2 separate regions of the Homo sapiens genome follow, and region 1 is linked to region 2. Evidence: chromatin contacts called from ENCODE Hi-C or POLR2A ChIA-PET data. All regions are on one chromosome and are shown on one strand. The core of a region is the stretch at or near the end of the contact, and the rest is flanking DNA. Distances in the headings are between cores, read along the strand shown. Region 1 has its middle 22 kb from the start of BCL10. Region 2 overlaps LPAR3 (lysophosphatidic acid receptor 3).

Region 1 (4,965 bases), core at 1,296-3,795, 440 kb before region 2:
CTCATATATGAGTGTAATTTTATTCTGCATTCTGTGAAAACTGGACACTTCCCATACTACAACAAAAGCAAAAAATGATCCCATTCTCAGGATCTGGGTGATTGCTTGCTTTGGGTTCCCAGCCCGGATGACACTCCCCTTTTGGTGGCTTTTTCTCAGGGGCACTCTTTCATCCTTGTCTTCAGTAAGTATTCACCTTTCTTGCTGCTAACTCCTTTCTTTTTTTACCTTTTTCTTTTTTTATAGAGAGATAAGGTCTTGCTGTGTCACCCAGGCTAGAGTGCAGTGGTGTGATTACAGCTCCCTGCAGTCTCAATCTCCTGGGCTCAAGTGATCTTCCCACCTCAGCCTTCGGAGTAGCTGAGACTACAGGCACATGCCACCACACCCAGTGAATTTTTTTTCTGTATAGACAGTATCCTCCTACATTGCCCAGGCTGGTCTTGAACTCCTGGCCTCAAGGAATCCTCTCACCTCAACCTCCCAAATTGCTGGGATGGCAGGCATGAGCCACTGCGACCATCCACCAACTCCTTTAATTCATCTTAATGTTTGTCCTGTTCCTTCTAGAGATTTCAGAGGTCATTTGACCCCAGAGTTGGATTGGGTAGGAAAGTTAGCCTCTTTGAGGCTCAAATTCTTTATTTATAAAATGAGGCTACCATAGACCTACCACACGGGTCATGAAGAGAACTGCAGAGGATAACATGCATGCTCCTATTCTGTGCAGGTGTGGTACATTGGGGGTGCTCAAGAAATAGAACTTTTCTTCCGCTGTGGTCATGCCTGCCCCAGAAAACCCTAGAAAAGGCCCCAGTCCTGGCACAGCAAGACATTTAGGACCCAAAACCTGGACACGAGACCTGGACAATGTGACTTTGCTGAGTGGCAGAATTGTTGCCTCACTCGGTAGCATAAGTTGTTTTGGAATTTGATGTGGTTAGAGATATAAACGGCAATAATCTGACAATTCTATGCTCTTTCTGACCTGGCAGATATCTCTGAGACCACCGTAGATGATTGTGCAGTACATATACCTGTGATACACAGGTGCACATGGTGGTCCCAGACATCTGCCCCCCCAGATGTAACTCACTTCCTGCCTTCCTCTCTCTATCCCCCTCTATTCTTTCCCATCCTTTTTCCTCTTTTCATCCTTTCATGTAAATGGAAATCACAGTAACACTCTGAGGTTGTAACGTAGGTCAAAGTAGATGTGTCTAAAAGTGCTTTAACTCTAAAATGCTATATAGAAAGTTATGCTTTATTGTTTCATTTTTCAGAGCAAGAACTATTAAATATGTGTTAGATGCCATCAGTTAAAGTGCTGGGTTGGTTTATTTGGTGGGTTTTGGTTCTAGTTGCTGTGCACATTCCAGTCCCTAAGGCAATCAGTGGTATTTTGAGAACCTAGCTGGCATCCCTGCATGACTGGGATAGAGACATACTCTCCCGAGTGGTGACCCTCCTCCTGGAGCATGCTAGCTAGTTCTGCACAGGTGAGAAGTGGCTCAACTATAAATTAACACCTGGCATTCAGTGTGTCTGCCCTTGTAATTCTTGGTGTGGGGATTGTATCAGAAACCATACGTGTTTCCTTTGTCCTGACATACAAGACTTGTCTCTCCAGATTGGCAGGTACACAGGCCTCTGGCTGAACCCCAATTTCAACAACTCTGGAAGACCCTTTGAGGTGCTCCCCAGGACGCTGTTGGAGTCTCAGTAATAGGATTTCACTTCCCACCCTGATTTCTGAACCTATTGAGGAATAAGATAAAAGACCAAGTGGTTAGAGGCCAAAATATCACATTCACCATTGATAAAGTTTAGGTTGGAAGGCCCAGCTTGTATCTCTTGGCAAATGGAACCTGAGTTTTAGGCGCAACCCTTTCATGGGAGTGCTGGGCCAGGGAAAGCTTCCACCCTGGCCAGGGCCTACCTGGAGGAGCTGAGCAGAGCCTGTGCTCACAGCACATGAGTGCTCCCAGGAGGAGGACATAAGGTTTTGAGCCACGCTCCCAGTTTTTCCTCCCAAATTCACCAGGTACAGAAGGAACTCTGACAGGGACCAGTGCTAGCCAAGAACTGTTCCTCTCCCACAAAGTCTTCTCAGGGCAAAATGTTTATAGAGTGACAAGTTCCCTCAAGAGGAACATCTGGTCACCCTCTAATCTATGCTGTTCTGACAGAATAACTAAAACACGCTCTTCCATGCCCTGTCTGGTGTTTACCACAAACCAAAGCTATGTGCTGGCATTCACACCTCCCACCACTGCAGTCACTTCTTCCGTTTACCTAGCATCCAGCACCCACTCATCACCCGCTCTAGTCTGACGGCCCACAGGGTATTGTGGCTGGAGCCTAGCATTTCCTTTTCAACTGTTTAAGGGATGCAACCTGCTTCTCTTTTGTTCTTACACAGACGCATTCTATGGGCAGCTTCCGTATCTTTGGACCTCAGTGTCATTAAGTATCACATGGCCTCACAACAATAAATGGAAAACCTAATCCTCGTGTATGTGTTTTTAAAAGTCCGTTCCATTTAAATGAGTCATACCATTAAGTCAACACACAGTTTCGCTTTAAACCCTAAGTCACTTACATAAATCCCCAGGGGTTCACTGTGACCCTGTGTAAGGCTTCTTCCTTTTCTGTAAACTTTCGTTCTTGGATTACACATTTCCAGGGATGACTGCCAACTCCTTCTTTTGCCTTCAGTCCTCTGAGAGTGTGTGTGCGTGTGTGTGTGTATTTTATGTCTGCATCCTGGTCCTCCAAATAAAAGCCACCTTTCCTGTTTTCTCAGCGACTTGAATCAATTCCAGTTTTCCATTTTCCCATTAGTGTTTGGTGTGTGTGCTTTGCTGGATTGGTCAAAGAAGCTCCCCACTCTGCAGAATTTTTGAAGGCTCCTAAGGTAGAGAGCATTACATTGGAAAGAAATGGAGCTTTCTGATTCTTCAGAGACTCAGCCTTCTCCTCTGAGGACCCAGCTGCTGGTCAGGTGTTTAGGAGAACCCAGCAGGCAGTCTATGCTTCCATGGTCTTCCCAATAACACTTTATGCTTCCTTCTACTAAGTACAACCATCTATATTTTAATGACTTGTCTTTCTCCTTCCCTGCTCTGTGAATTTCTCCAAGGCAAAAACTCTGTCCTAGCCAGTTATGATGGCTCACGCCTATAATCCGAGCTACTCAAGAGGCCAATCACTTGAGGCCAGGTGTTCAAAACCAGCCTTGGCAACATAGTGGGGCCCTCATCTCAAAAAAAGAAAAGAGAAAAAAAGGCCTGTGTTCTATTCTTCTTTTGATCCATTTCAGTTAGCTCCTGACTCTTAGTGCCAGCTCAGTTAGTATTTGAGAAAAGGTAAAGGAAAAGAAAGAAGCAAGGGAGGCCAGAAGGGAGACAGGTTCCAGCACCCTTGAATATGCTGGCACTCCCTCTAGAAAGCTGCTCCTACATGTTTCTCTGTGGTCGGCTCCTCCTCTCTCTCTCATTCCTATGTCCATTCAGCATCACCCCCTCAGAATGTCCTTTCCTGACATCCTTCTTAAAGAAGCCACCACACAGTCATTCTCTATTTTACTTTCCTGTTTTATTTACTTCATAGCTGTTTGTGATCTGAAATTATTTAACTGTATGTTTATTTATTGTCTGACTCCCTCCACTATGATGTAAGCTCCATGAGGTACAATAGTTTTAGGATCTTAAATAGTGCCTAGCACATGATAAGTGCCTAACAAGAGTCAATTGAGGCTGGGTGCAGTGGCTCACTCCTGTAGTCCCAGCACTTTGGGAGACCAAGGCCAGTGGATCACCTGAGAACAGGAGTTTGAGATGAGCCTGACCAACATGGTGAAACCCCATCTCTACTAAAAATACAAAATTAGCCGGGCATGGTGTTGGGTGCCTGTAATCCCAGCTACTTGGGAGGCTGAGGCGGGAGAATCGCTTGAATCCAGGAGGTGGAGGTTGCAGTGAGCTGAGATCATGCCACTGCACTGCAGCCTGGGCAACAAGAGTGAAACTCAGTCTCCAAAAAAAAAAGGCCGGGCACGATGGCTTATGCCTGTAATCCCAGCACTTTGGGAGGCTGAGGCAGGTGGATCACCTGAGGTCGGGAGTTCGAGACCAGCCTGACCAACATGGAGAAACCCTGTCTCTACTAAAAATACAAAATTAGCTGGGCATGGTGGTGCATGCCTGTAATCCCAGCTACTTGGGAGGCTGAGGCAGGAGAATTGCTTGAACCCGGGAGGTGGAGGTTGCAGTTAGCTGAGATCACACCATTGCACTCCAGCCTGGGCAACAAGAACGAAACTCCATCTCAAAAAAAAAAAAAAAAAAGAGTCCATTGAATGAATAAACAGAGAAAGAGAGAAAGGTAGGCAGGCTCTCCTCTCCCTTTTGCCCACTTGAATTGACACCTTAAAATGTAGACCACCACAGACAAAAAAGAAGCTGTTCTTCTGTCCTTTGCTGACCTGTCTACCTGGCTCTTTAACATGGACTGCAGGGCCCAGAAGACATCTTTACTGGGAGAACAGTTCAAGATACAAAAGAACACCGTCAGGAAAGTGGTGATGCTCACGTGCAGAGCCCTTCTAGAAATGGTTCCAGCCACACCACCTGTGTTCACTGTACAGACTGAGCTTCTGAAAGGATGGCAGGGAACATACGTTTCACAGACACCCACAGGTATTTAAGCAGAGGTGAGGGCTACTGTTGATATGTCATGGCACCTGGAAACACGTGGCACTACAAGACCTCAGGAGAGAGCCAGACTTGGCCAGCCAGGGGCCAGGGGCTGCCGCGCTGCTGCTCTGCCAGCTGCACTGTCCTCATCTCTCCTCTGTGCATCCATTTCCTGCTCTCTCACTGCAGATCTGTGCACAGGAGCCAAACATGCTGCTCAAGAACCTCAGAGGCCCATTTCCCAATTCCACAAGGGAAAACCTGGTGA
Region 2 (4,583 bases), core at 1,522-4,021:
ATAGTAAGTACTAAGTAAATATTAGCTACTCTTAGACCTTAGTTTGATTCTAAAGAGCCATGCCCTGTATTCAAGCAGAATGCCCTTTTATGTCCAGTTCTATCACCAAGTAACCTGGACACAGGGACTAGAAGCCTACTGTTGGTGCCATCATGATGGCAGATTTTATAAAATGGACAAGTAGCCAAGAGGAAGCTGACCGGGTGTGCTTTGCAGAGGCTGCCTTGACAGATGGCAAATGGTACCAGCTCTGTTACTGGAGACCCAGGACAGTCTGAACACATGGTCACCACAGAACTGAAAAGCTCTGTGCTTACATTGCTAGTCCCTATAAACCACCCTCTCCCCTACGAAATTCTGTTAATGATTCCTGTCTCTGACAGATGATCTTTCCATTAATAATTCATTTCACTTTTGCAACATTTATGAATAAAACATTATAAATGAGACCCTGGCCACAAAGCATTAGCTTGACAAGAGTCCTGTGATACAGCACCAACATCTTGTGTATAGAGCTCTATTATAGGATGGTCCTCATAAGAAACTGTCCCCCTCTTGCTAACAAATCCTTCGAGAGTAGCTAGTTCGTCAGCTGCTATTATCACCTTTGCTAGGATTGGAAAGTTTGCCCTGTGACTGAAAAGAGTTGGGACCAAAACACAGGCCTTTTGGTATTATTCATAAGCTTCATCGATGAACTGTCCTTACTCCATTAAAAAAGAGAGAGAGAGAAAAAAAAAGTACATGTGCCTAAGTTCGTGAGGAATTCTGAAACATTTGTTTTCAGCTTCTGTGGCCTTGTAGTTGCTTCTGCAACACAGAAGCCTGCTTTCAATGTTTACTGCCTGCATGCCTTAGTAATCAAATATCTGTTAAAATAGAAAAAAAGAAAACAGTTAAAGCTTTGCCTTAAGAAATGCTGAGTGAAATGAACAGATTGTTGGCACACAGGGGCTCTCTTGTTGCTGTGCAGAGAGTCATATCAGAAGGAGGGTGATTCTTTTCAGAGTCAAGCCATCCAGGCACCAGTACTCAGTACATTGAGTCCGGGGGTGTTCGTACTTTTGTCTTGAAATGGCTAGTCCCAGGAGCACCTTTGTCACAGATGATTTTCCTGTGTGCTTCATGGCATTGCTACAGAGGCCTATGGGAGGGAGGCATTGTTTTCAGGGCAGGCCGTCAATCGGTGGGTGCAAAAATGCAGTTGCCACTCAGTTGCTGCCCCTACGCTGCTGTTTGACACATCCCTTCCTGTTCTGACGGGGAACGTGGGGACTGAGATGACCTCAGTGTCTGATGCTGGAAGGAAGACAGCTTCAAATTAAAAAAGAAAATCCCTCATATGGCACTCCATCCCACTTGTTCAAATGCCATCTTGACACCTCTTCCAACACCACATTTCCAGGAGTCTGTCTTCTTTCTTCTGTCTCTGCCATATGTAGCCATTTGTTACCTCAAGTCTGGCTCTTGGTTCTTTCTTTTCCCCCCACGCCACTGTTTCAGACACCTCCCTTGGCAGTCAGTTTAGAAGTGCTTTTCCCAAATCAGTGTTCTTGTTTCCAATGTAACCACTGCCCTGCCCTCTTACTTCTTCCATTTCCTCTGGTCCAGACCCCTTCAGTTCCATTACACCAAATGCACTCAGCTTCTTTTATTCCCCTCTCATGCCCCCTTCTTCAGAACTTCTGGCTTTTCTTCTTTTTAGAAAACTGAAACCTTCCTCTTAAGCTGAAACAAACAATTATTGAATATTTTCTGAGTGCAAGGTGGAGAAACATTTCTCAAATTTGACCTCTTTGAAAAGAAGGTATAGGGAGAGGTTCCAGTACCCAACTACATCCAACCCTCCTGCCAACACCCAGCCTCCTGGAAGGTTTCATGTTCCAGAACTCAGGAACACCCTCTCTTAGGGCTTTGATTTCTGCCAAAGGAGAAATGTGGTCATCGTCTGTGACTCAGGCGTCATATCACTGGGCTAATTCAACATCTGGAATAGTATGGTGTGTGCTGGCCAATGGTAGAATTTTATCAAATTCCATGTTAACATTGTACTTCGAAAATTTCAGCTGGGGACTACTATGTTCATTGTGTATCTATGGCAAACATGTTGGGTGGGAACTGGGAGTAAAGGGTGTTTGCTGGAATTATGCCCTGTCGTGGACCTAGGGATCAACACAGAAGCTGGGATAAGGGGTAAGGGAACCAAGAGTTATTGGCAGGAGTCATCTTCCCTCCTGCACTGACAGTTGTCCCTCCAGCCCAGCCACCTGCTCTCCCTCACCACCAGATTGTTGTTAACTCTGCAGAGTATGTGGCGGAAAGATCCCATTACCTCAAAGAATCAATACTGTTGAGAGATTTGACCAAGTTCACTTTGTAAATTACTGCAGCATTGTGGCTGCAGCTCTGGACCTTCTAGTTCCTGCTTCTTCTAGTGGGTCCCAACTTCTTGCCTTGGCAAAATATACCTGTCCTTGGATGCCTGAGTGACAGTGAATCACAACAGGCGTTGTTTTCATCAAGTCAGAGAATTTACTGCTCAGTGGTGAACCTATTTTATTCTTTATGTTTTTTTCTGCATTTTATATTTTCTCATCATAAACATTTATTGACTACCTTGCTAGGTTTTAGGCAGTGTACTAACTATGAGACATGGCCTCTACCCTGAAGGCACTGTGAATCTGTGCTTGCTCTAGTGGTTTATGGTTGTCAGGAAATGACCAAGATTTATGAGTCAACGGTTGTGTCACATGAGAGATAGATGACATGGAGGCAGACCTGTTCTGTGTGGCTTTTCCTGTGTGTGACTAATAGAGAACCCTATTTCCAGGCTTATTTGAGGAAATGAGAAATGTACTCAAAAAAGATAACTGAAGGCACAAAGAAATATACATAAGGGCTGAATGAGGGGGCCTAGGCTGAAAAAATGCTGTGGGCTTGGATGGTCCATGGAGGCCTCTTTGAGAAGGTAGAATATAAGCCTGATTTCAGTGTAACAGGTGGAGAGGAAAGGGGAAGGCATTGCAGATAGGAGGAAAGGCAGGGTGGGAGACAGGTATACATATGTCTAGGGAGGCCATGCCAGGGCCGTGGGTAGAAAGGGGAGACTGGGCAGACTGATTTCTGGAATAAGGAGTTTGAATAGTAATGACAATCTGGTTTGAGAGACATAAGGGAGCCAGAGACTGGAAGGCCTTGGATCCTAGGGTCCTGTGGACTTCATTGTCAGATATCTAAGAGAGACTAGGCAGATAACATGGGTATATGAATTGGGTCTGGAGTGGATATAAGGAAATAGGGAGGGGTGGTGCCTGTGGCTAACTAGACAGATCATGCCCTGTGTAAAGACAATCAGTTTCATTTTTTGTTAAAAGACCATGCAGGCCCAATTAAATAGGCCTGTGGCCAGTCTTCAGCCCACAGCTGAACTGCCTCATCTGGCAAGAAAGAGCCCATGTAGGATCTTGAGTGTTGAGAAGGTGGGAGTTGCAAAATGCAAAGCAGGGTTTTAGAAAGATGAGAGGTGGGTTGGAGAGGGAGAGATCACTTAGGAGACAATAGGAGAGTCCCCAGGATCTGGGGATGGGAGGTAGCTCAGATGCCAGAGAGAGGCAGAGCTGGTCCATCATGGTAGATGTTGTAGGAAGGCACATTTGTCAGCAGCAGCTAGAAGGCCCATCGGGGCTGCAGGGGAGGAGAAGAGAAGCAGGCCAGTGGGGCGTGAGCTTATGGAAATCTGGCAGGAGGCAGAGAGAGAAGAAGCAGGAAGAGGGATCCATCATGGGAACTAAAATTCAGAGGCAGGGTCAGGCAAGAGCAACACTTAATCAAGCCTTGCCACTTTCCCCAAGGTCTTTGAGCTTTGCCCTGTCTCATTCCCCAGCTGACCTCCCAATCTTTGCTTTCTTCATCTGGCATGAACTCCCTTAATTTCCCTTCCTTCATATCTGAGTCCACCTGCACAGGTCACATCCTTACCATCCTAGCTTTTCACTAGGGCTCATTCCTTCCAGCCAGGAGCTGGGGGATCCACGAGCCTACTCTTGTCCTTATTCTTGCTTTCCTATGAGCTTGATCGTTCAAAAATGTAAGCCCTGACCTTAACTCCCCTTCTAACTACTGCTCTGTCTCTCCCTCCCTTCACTACCAGACTTTTGTTCTTGGTTTTTTTTTTTTTTTCTTTTCTTTTCTTATTTAGAGATGGGGTCTCCCTATGTTGCCCAGGCTGGTCTCAAACTCCTGAGCTCAAGCGATCCTTCTGCCTCAGTCTCCCAAAGTACTGGGATTATAGGCACGAGCCAGTGTGCCCCGCTGATTTTTTTACTCTTGTTTATTTTCTTTTCTTAATACTTCAAACCGTAGTAAGCTAGCTTCTTCCTATACTACTCTAATACTACTGTGTTTGATTAAGCCACCATTGTCTTCCTAGTTGCCAGATTTAGTGATCTACCTTGACCTTCCTGTTATGTGCCTGCTTGCTTCATGCTCCCTTTGATAGTGTCTTCCTCCTTCTGTTCCTTCTCTGCTGCTTGTCCAGTCTCTCCCATTTCTGACCATCTCTGAAATGCCCTTTGTTCCTTCTC

Evidence for each region. Hi-C counts contacts between places; a loop is a spot of excess contacts on that map. ChIA-PET counts read pairs that join two places held with the same protein, here RNA polymerase II (POLR2A). Pooled maps may share reads with other maps.
Region 1: a loop to region 2 is called in a map with no recorded cell type, with 15 times the contacts of the local background. The contact joins two enhancer-like sites. A Hi-C loop is called at or near these places in 1 of 37 single-sample maps with no recorded cell type and 10 of 50 pooled maps. POLR2A ChIA-PET finds 5 or more read pairs at or near these places in 1 of 52 experiments (activated T-cell).

Annotation. Positions count from the first base shown.
Region 1 is chr1:85,295,696-85,300,660 of GRCh38, reverse strand. No RefSeq gene overlaps it. Among named protein-coding and RNA genes, the nearest start is that of BCL10, 22 kb to the right of the region's middle. Within about 2 kb of position 2,545, at least 24 of the 41 ENCODE cell types and tissues checked have a DNase peak (open chromatin) inside an H3K27ac peak, as active enhancers do.
Region 2 is chr1:84,852,704-84,857,286 of GRCh38, reverse strand. All of the region lies in intron 2 of LPAR3 (lysophosphatidic acid receptor 3), which reads left to right. Among named protein-coding and RNA genes, the nearest start is that of LPAR3, 38 kb to the left of the region's middle. RefSeq lists an enhancer at 2,615-2,864. Within about 2 kb of position 2,771, at least 6 of the 41 ENCODE cell types and tissues checked have a DNase peak (open chromatin) inside an H3K27ac peak, as active enhancers do.